2 separate regions of the Homo sapiens genome follow, and region 2 is linked to region 1. A link is an interaction called in ENCODE POLR2A ChIA-PET data of the cell type or tissue named here. Cell type or tissue: K562. All regions are shown on one strand. Each heading gives the region's core, and the rest is flanking DNA. Links, peaks and the distances in the headings are about the cores only. Region 1 holds the start of LINC01841 (long intergenic non-protein coding RNA 1841). Region 2 overlaps TECR (trans-2,3-enoyl-CoA reductase).

Region 1 (4,378 bases), core at 314-4,313:
GAGCTATGATCGCACCACTGCACCCCAGCCTGAGCGACAGAGCAAGACCCTGTTTCAAAATAAAAAGAAAAAAGAGAAATAAAGAACTAATATATACATCTCTTTAAAAGCAAACGAACAAAAGACTTGGGCCAAGCATGGTGGCTCACACCTGTAATCCCAGGACTTTGGGAGGCCAAGGCGTGCAGATCATCTGAGGTCAGGAGTTTGAGACCAGCCTGGCCAACGTGGTGAAACCTTGTCTCCACTAAAAATACAAAAATTACAACCGGGCGCGGTGGCTCACGCCTGTAATCCCAGCACTTTGGGAGGCCGAGGCAGGCGGATCACGAGGTCAGGAGATCGAGACCATCCTGGCTAACACGATGAAACCCTGTCTCTACTAAAAATACAAAAAATGAGCTGGGCGTGGTGGCGGGTGCCTGTAGTCCCAGCTACTAGGGAGGCTGAGGCAGGAGAGTGGCGTGAACCTGGGAGGCGAAGCTTGCAGTGAGCCGAGATCGCACCACTGCACTCTGGCCTGGGCAACAGAGCAAGACTCTGTCTCAAAAAAAAAAAAAAATACAAAAATTACCTGAGTGTGGTGGTGCGTGCCTGTAATCCCAGCTACTCAGGAGGCTGAGGCAGGAGAATCACTTGAACCCGAGAGGCGGAGGCTGCAGCCAGCTGAGATTGTGCCACTGCACTCCAGCCTGGGTGACAGAATGAGACTCTGTCTCAAAAAAAAAAAAAAAAAGACCTGAAGGGGGCGAGAGAAAGCCATGTGGGGATCTGGAGGAGGAGGTGGTGCTGCAAGTGAGAGTGAGCTGCCGTGCAAAGCCCCTAAGGTAGGAGCATGCCCAAAACGGCGAGGAAGCTGGCCTGGCTGAAGGGAATGAGCAAAGGGGAGAGAAGGAGGAGGTGAGGGCAGATAAGTGCTGAGCAGATCCTGCAGGGCCCTGTGGGCCACAAGAAGGAATTTGGCTTTTGCACTGAGTGAGGTGGGAGCCCTGGAGGGTCCTTGAGCAGAGGAGGGACGTGCCCTGACAGAAAAGCATGGAGCGGGCGAGCAAGGGCAGGAGCCAGGAGACCAGGGCAGAGGAGTCTGCACTGGGCCAAGGGGGAGTTGATGGGGCCGGACCAGGTAGGGGCTGTGGAGGAGGTGAAAAGTGAGTAGATGCTGGATAGATTTTGAAAATAGAGCTCTCGGGATTTGCTGATACAATAGAGAGAGAGAGAAAGGGACAGGGGCAGAGATAGAGGCCAGGCATGGTGGCTCATGCCTGTAATCCCAGTACTTTGTGGGGCAGAGGCAGGAGGGTCACTGAAGCCTAGGAGTTCAAGACCAGCCTGGGCAACAAAGTGAGACCGGGGAAGGAGAAGGAAGGAAGGAAGGAAGGGAGGGAGGGAGGGAGGGAGGGAGGGAGGGAGGGAGGGAGGGGAGGAAGGAGAAAGAAAGGGAGGAGAGATAGAGATAGAGGAAAGAAAGAAAGAAGGAAGGAGAAGAAAGAGGGAAGGAAGGAAGGAAGGAAGGAAGAAATGGAGGGAGGGAGGGAAGGAAGGAAGGAGAAAGAAAGGGAGGAGAGACAGAGATAGATGAAAGAAAGAAGGAAGGAGAAGAAAGAAAGAGAGGGAAGGAAGGAAGGAAGGAAGGAAGGAGAGACAGAGAACGAAGAAAGAGAAGAAAGAAGGAAACAGAAAGAGAGAACAAAATAAAACAGAGACAGAGACATGGAGGACTCCAAGTATTTTGCCCCAAGAATCTGGGCCAAAAGAAAGGAAACAAGGTGGCCGGGCGCGGTGGCTCCCGCCTGTAATCCCAGCACTTTGGGAGGCCGAGGCGGGCGGATCACGAGGTCAGGAGATTGAGACCATCCTGGCTAACACGGTGAAACCCCGTCTCTACTAAAAATACAAAAAATTAGCCGGGCGTGGTGGGGGGCGCCTGTAGCCCCAGCTACTCGGGAGGCTGAGGCAGGAGAATGGCGTGAACCTGGGAGGCAGAGCTTGCAGTGAGCCGAGATCGCGCCACTGCACTCCAGCCTGGGTGACAGAGCAAGACTCCGTCTCAAAAAAAAAAGAAAAAAGAAAAAAAAGGAAGGAACAAGGCTCAGAGAGGTCCAAGGAGTTGCCCTGGCGGTCCGGGGCCACAGTGGCCTTCATCCCCAGCTGAGATGTGTCCCCAGTCTAAGGCCACTCAGAGCCAGGCACCTTCTCCGGCTGCCTCCCAATCCCCGCCCCCCGCTTCCGTCCCAGCACCCTCACCCCGCCCCCGGGCCCCTTTGTCCTCCTCTTCGTCTTATTTCCAGAATTTCTCCTCCCTAGGGAATCCAGTCCATGTGCTTTTGATTCCTTTGTCCTGAACTCATGCGGCATGAGCACCCCTGAAGCCTTATGTGGAAAAATTTGGAGGCTGGGGGTGGGGAGGGGGTCACATTCCTCCCGGGGGTACAGAGCTACGTCGGCATCTCCAGGGCCCCCCAGCAGCAAGCAGGCATCCTCCCAGGCCAGGCCAGACCGGACGCTGCCCAACACAGGCTTTCTTTGGGGCTTGGCCGGCGCCCGACTACAGCCCCGGCTCCAGCTGCCCTGCCTGTCCCCCGCCCCCACGCCTCCCGTCCCAACCTCCCACACGTTTCCTCCTAGAAGCCCAGACCCGTGGGACTTGGCCTCCCCCGCGCCTTCCCTCTCTACTCAGCTCTGCAGCTCCTGTAGGCCTCCTCCCCGGGTGATCACAGAAGGACCAGCTCACCTTAGCGGGACAGGCAGGGCATGGGCGTGGCCAGAGCCTCGGGCAGGCATCCCAGGCTCCCTGGTGTCTCTCTCATCCGCTGGCCTCTGTGCCCTCTTCTCTTCCCCACCCCCGCTCGTGGCCCCTCCTGCCTCTCCATCGCAAAGTCCCCAGAGGAGTCTCCTTAATCACTTGCTTTTGACTGAATCCTGACCACCTGGACCCTGATCTAGCTACTGAGGAGATAAAGTAACCAACACTTAAAAGCTAACCTTCAGGCATTCTGGGAGGCTGAGACTGACGGATCACTTGAGGTCAGGAGTTCAAGACCAGCCTGGCCAACAAGATGAAACCTCGTCTCTACTAAAAATACAAAAAAATTAGCTGGCGTAGTGGCGGATGCCTGTAATCCCAGCTACTGCGGAGGCTGAGGCAGGAGAATCGCTTGAACTTGGGAGGTGGAGATTGCAGTGAGCTGAGATCGTGCCACTGCACTCCAGCCTGGGCAACAAAGCAAGACTCCGTCTCAAAAAATAAAAATTAGCTGGGTGTGGGGCCGGGCTTGGTGGCTCAAGCCTGTAATCCCAGCACTTTGGGAGGCCGAGGCAGGCGGATCACCTGAGGTCAGAAGTTCAAGACCAGCCTGGCCAACATGGTGAAACCCCGTCTCTACTAAAAATACAAAAAAAAATTAGCCAGGCGTGGTGGCGCATGCCTGTAATTCCAGCTACTCGGGAGGCTGAGGCAGGAGAATCAGTTGAACCTGGGAGGCAGACGTTGCAGTGAGCCGAGATCATGCCACTGCACTCCAGCCTGGGTGACAGAGCGACACCCTGTCTTAAAAGAAAAAAAATAGCTGGCTGTGGTGGCATGTGACTGTAGTCCCAGCCACAAGGGAGGCTGAGGTGGGAGGATTGCTTGAGCCCGGGAGTTCAAGGCTGCAGTAAGCTATGACTGCACTGCTGCACTCCACCCTGGCTGAGACCTTGACTCAGCAACAATGAAAAAGTGACAGGGCCAGGACTTGACCCCTGACCATTTTGTTCTACAGCCTTTCATGGGAAAGACAGATGAGTTTTCGACCTTCCAGAGCCTTTGATCCAGAGGAGAGAGGCAGGAAATAGCAAATGGATAAGAATATGCCATTCGGTGACTAGGGCAATGGAGATTGCAAAAGATGGTGGCTGGGAAATGGGGCTTGTGTCGGGGGTCCCTGAGACCACCCTCAGGGTCAATAATTTGCTGAGATTGATAGATCCCAGAAAAGTGGTGTTACTCCCAGTTATGGTTTATTACAGTGAAAGTTACAGATGAAAATCAGCAAAGAGGCCAGGCTTGGTGGCTCATGCCTGTAACCCCAGCACTTTGGGAGGCCCAGACAGGCAGATCATTTGAGGTCATGAGTTCAAGACCAGCCTGACCAACATGGTGAAACCCCATCTCTACTAAAAATACAAAAATTAGCCAGGTGTGGCAGGGGGCTCCTGTAATCCCAGCTACTTGGGAGGCTGAGACAGGAGGATCACCTGGACCTGGGAGGCAGAGGTTGTAGCGAGCCGAGATCCTGCCATTGCACTCCAGTCTAAGCAACAAGAGCAAAACTCCATCTCGAAAAAAAAAAAAAAACTAGGAATACTAGAGGAGAGGAGGTGAGGCAGACAGGCTCCA
Region 2 (4,378 bases), core at 222-4,221, 180 kb after region 1:
ATTCTATGGGACTGGCAGGTCTGGCTTTGAGTGCGGGTCCTGAGCTTATAGCATATCCTTGGTGATAGTAGCAGAGGGTTCTGCTCTTCCATGAACCGGGCTCATCTTTTGCTGCTGCGGTGTTTGGCCATTCCTTTTTTTTTTTTTTTTGAGACAGGGTCTCACTCTGTCGCCCATGCTGGAGTGCAGTGGCACGATCACGGCTCCCTGCAACTCCAACTCCTGGGTTCAAGGGATTCTTGTGCCCCGGCCTCCCAAGTAGCTGAGACCACAGGTGCATGCCATCACGCCCGGCTAATTTGAAAATTTTCTGTAGAGATGGGGTCTTGCTGTGTTGCCTAAGCTGGTCTTGAACTCATGGGCTCCAGTGATCCTCCTGCCTCTGTTTCCCAAAGTGCTGGGATTACAGACAAGAGCCACCATGCCCAGCACGTGGCTTGTTTTGAACCATTGACACATCAGAATCTAGGAACTGCGGTGTCCTTTTCACTCCTTCCCTTCTCTGTTCCCTCCCTGGTCCAAGCACCTGAGTCTCTGCCCTGAGTTGTTTCTAAGCCTCTCACCACTGTCTCTGAAGCCACATTTGCTCCCTTACTGTTCCTCTGTCCCCAGCAGAGAGATGATTCTTCAAGAAACCAAAGCAGCCTGTGGCATTCCAGCGATTCCTCATTGCTCAAGGGTAAAACCTAAAGCACTTGTCTTGGCTCTGCTCCAGCCTGCTGCTTAGCTGCTCCCCCTAAAATTTACTCTGTTCCAGCCTCCGGGTGTCACCCGCTTCCCCAAAGCTCTGTGCTACCCCAGGGCCTTTGCATTCCCCGCCAGGGAGCCTCATGCTGGCCCTCAGCTGAAATCCCATTTCCTCAGCAGGGTCCTCCCGGGCACACCCACTGTGGCCCTCTGGGCCCTCTGCACCGCTGTCTCCTCTCCACAGCTCCTGGTACATCGTGACCCCGTATTATGTAATAGGTGCTTTGTTCATGTCCCCTTGAGCACCAGCAAGCCTAGGGGGTGGGGGGGATAGCCTCTCTCAGTCGTGCGCACTGTCATATCCCGGCCCTTGGATCGCTGCCCGCACGCTCTTGTTACACCCGCCTGACTGCCATTCATCACTGAGCCCAGCAGCTGGCACAGGCAGGCCCGACGCAGCAAGGGGCACAGTCCGTGTTGGTTGCGTGCATGGCGAGTGCAAACTGCACAGTTAGCAGAAAAGGTTTTTGGGAGTGACAGACACCCCTGCACACGGTTGAGCCCTTTGTAGGTCTCCGTGTGACAAGTACATCCCTGCTGTGCTTGGGAAAGGGCTGCGGCTTGGGAAAGGGCTGTGTGGGTTCCCTGGCTTCTTCCTGCTGTCCCCGAGGAGCATCGGAAATGGGTCACAACGCAGCAGGTAACCGCAGCCTCCCTCAGGCAGAGCTGAGTGGCTCAGTATTCCATCCAAGGCCTGATCAGAGCTCCTCTGGGCCACATAGAGCCCCCAGGACATGGCTGGACTAGGAGTTGGGACCCTGATCTCCCTTCCTGGCTGGGTCACGCCCGCCATGCCACTGACTCTTGGGGGACCTGCCTGGAAGGTGAGGAAGTGATCCATGCTAGCTCGTCCCTGGGGACCAAGTCCTTCTGCACCTGGGGTGGTCACAAATCTGCTTTCAGAAAAATCATGGGGGCGGCGCTGGGGGCTACTCAGCTGGGAAATCATTACAGACATTTCCGATCATAGATCACACTGAAAGTTTTTGGGCATCTAACTCAGAAGGAATTCTAGATTTGGGATTTTTTTTTTTGCTCTGAGAAAACTCCACCCTAGGCCAGGTGTAGTGGCTCACACCTGTAATTTCAGCACTTTGGAAGGCTGAGGTGGGCGGATCACTTGAGGTCAGGAGTTCAAGACCAGCCTGGTCAACATGCTGAAACCCCTCTTCTACTAAAAATACAAAAATTAACCAGGTGCAGTGGCACGTGTCTGTAATCCTGGCTACTTGCGAGGCTGAGGCAGGAGAATTGCTTGAACCCGGGAGGCAGAGGTTGTAGTGAGCAACCTCCTGCAGAAATTTTCTTTTTATTTATTTATTACAGAAACAGGGCTCTCACTATCTTGGCCTGGCTGCATGCACTACCGTGTCTAGCCTGGATTTTTCTTTCTATGCTTAGAACCTTTGGTCACTGAAATATTTCTTAAACATTATTTTTTCTTTTCTTTTTTTAAGACGGAGTCTTGCTCTGTTGCCCTGGCTGGAGTGCCGTGTCGCGATCTTGGCTTGCTGCAACCTCCACCTCTGAGGGCGGGTTCAAGCCATTCTCCCACCTTAGCCTCCCAGGTAGCTGGGACTACAGGTGCACACCACTACGCCCAGCTAACTTTAGTATTTTTAGTAGAAACAGGGTTTCACTATGTTGGCCAGGCTGGTCTCAAACTCCTGACCTCAAGTGATCTGATCTGCCCGCCTTGGCCTCCCAAAGTGCTGGGATTACAGGCATGAGCCACTGCACCCAGCCTAAAAATTAAATTTCAATTTGATCAACATGATAGGGTAATCAGTGCTAACCTTCAGTCATAAACATGTATTATAATAAGATCCTATGAAGGAGGGAAACAGAAACCAACGTCAAAGCAAAAAGAGAGCCAATGTTAAAGAGCTTATTCATAGCCTCTTATTTTTTTTTAAAGGGATAATGGTAGGTTTCAAATTACTGAAGCATTTAGACTCTAGATAGATTTAACAGAGTCCTGTAAATGTTTATGTAAAATTTTTAATACCGACAGTAGGCCAGAAATGACATCTTTTGCAACTCTTAAAGCTTGGGTAAAAATATTAGTTACAGGCGTGAGCCACCGTACCTGGCCTATTTTATTTTATTTTATTTTATTTTATGTTTTTTGAGACAGAGTCTCAGTCTGTTGCCCAGGCTGGAGTGCAGTGGCATGAACTCTGCTCACTGCAACCTCTGCCTCCCAAGTTCAAGTGATTCTCGTGCCTCAGTCTCCAGAGTAGCTGGGACTACAGGCATGTGCCACCACACCTGGCTAATTTTTTGTATTTTCAGTCGAGATGAGTTTTCACCATGTTAGCTAGGATGGTCTCAAACTCCTGACCTCAGGTAATCCACCTGCCTTGGCCTCCCAAAGTTCTGGGATTACAGGTGTGAGCCACTGTACCTAATATTTTTTTTTTTTTTTGAGTCAGGGTCTCATTCTGTCACCCAGGTTGGAGTGCAATGGTGCTATTATAGTTCACTGCAGCTTGGGCCTCCTGGGCTTAAGTGATACTCTTGCCTTAGCTTCCTGATTATGCTAGGACTACAGGTGCATACCACCTACAGCCGGCTACTTTTGTTTTTTTTTGGTAGAAATGGGGTCTTGCGATGTTGCCCAGGTTGGTCTTGGGTCTTGGGTCTTGGACTCTGGGCCTCGAGGGATCCTCCTGCCTTGGCCTCCCAACCATGTGTGTGTTTAATGGGCATTTCTTTTTTTTTTTTTTTTTTGAGACGGAGTCTCGCTCTGTCACCCAGGCTGGAGTGCAGTGGTGTGATCTCAGTTCACTGCCACCTCTGCCTCCTGGGTCAAGCGATTCTTCTGCCTCAGCCTCCCAAGTAGCTGGGACTACAGGCGCCCACCACCATGCCCAGCTAATTTTTTGTATTTTTTGTAGAGATGGGGTTTCACCGTGTTAGCCAGGATCGTGTCGATCTCCTGACTTCATGATCCGCCCCCTCGGCCTCCCAAAGTGCTGGGATTACAGGTGTGAGCCACTGTGCCTGGGCCTAATGGGCATTTCAAACTTTACATGTCCAAAATGGAGCTTCTGATTTTTCCTCTTGAACCTGCATTTCCCCACCCCCTTGGTGGCAGTTCCGGCCTGTTTGTTACCCAGGCCCTAAGCTGTTTGACTCTGCTCTTTCTCTCATGCCTCATGTCCAAATGTCAGCACATCCCTTAGCTCAGCATTCTAGAATTTAACCACTTCTCATCAGCCTCACTGCCGTTACCAGGCCTAAGCCAGGGGTTGGCAAACTTAATCCAGCTAGCAAAGATCTTAGGCTTTGCCTAAGGGTCTCTGCAGCACTGCTCATCTCTGTCGTCTCTTTTTTTTCTTTTAGAGACGGAGTTTTGCACTGTCGCCCAGGCTGGAGTGCGGTGGTGCGATCTCGACTCACTGCAACCTCCGCTTCCCAGGTTCAAGCAATTCTCCTGTCTCAGCCTCCCAAGTAGCTGGGATTACAGGCACGCATCACCACGTCTGGCTAATTTTTGTATTTTGGTAGAGACGGGTTCACCATGTTGGCCAGGCTGGTCTCAAACTCCTGATTTCAAGTGATCTGCTCACTTTGGCCTCCCAAAGTGCTGTGATTACAGGCGGGAGCCACCGCATCCAACCATCTC

What was found. ChIA-PET counts read pairs that join two places held together with the same protein. Peaks named below come from ENCODE experiments on the same cell type or tissue, not always from the same donor. Only the 100,000 strongest peaks of a DNase experiment are listed, where the experiment ranks them.
Region 2: POLR2A ChIA-PET joins it to region 1 with 5 read pairs; 7 of 35 experiments call an interaction of 5 or more read pairs at or near these places.

What each region holds. Positions count from the first base shown.
Region 1 is chr19:14,361,141-14,365,518 of GRCh38, forward strand. It overlaps LINC01841 (long intergenic non-protein coding RNA 1841), which reads right to left and starts at 2,850. Exons shown (of 4, transcript NR_134908.1): 1 at 2,732-2,850. In K562, for the core only: a CTCF peak has its summit at 783 (motif pointing right); DNase peaks (open chromatin) are centred at 786, 2,211, 2,661 and 3,741; H3K4me3 peaks cover 797 bases.
Region 2 is chr19:14,544,502-14,548,879 of GRCh38, forward strand. The region is part of intron 1 of TECR (trans-2,3-enoyl-CoA reductase); the gene reads left to right. It also overlaps a transcript of DNAJB1 not described here. Among named protein-coding and RNA genes, the nearest start is that of TECR, 17 kb to the left of the region's middle. In K562, for the core only: no CTCF peak of the experiment used is centred there; no DNase peak of the experiment used is centred there.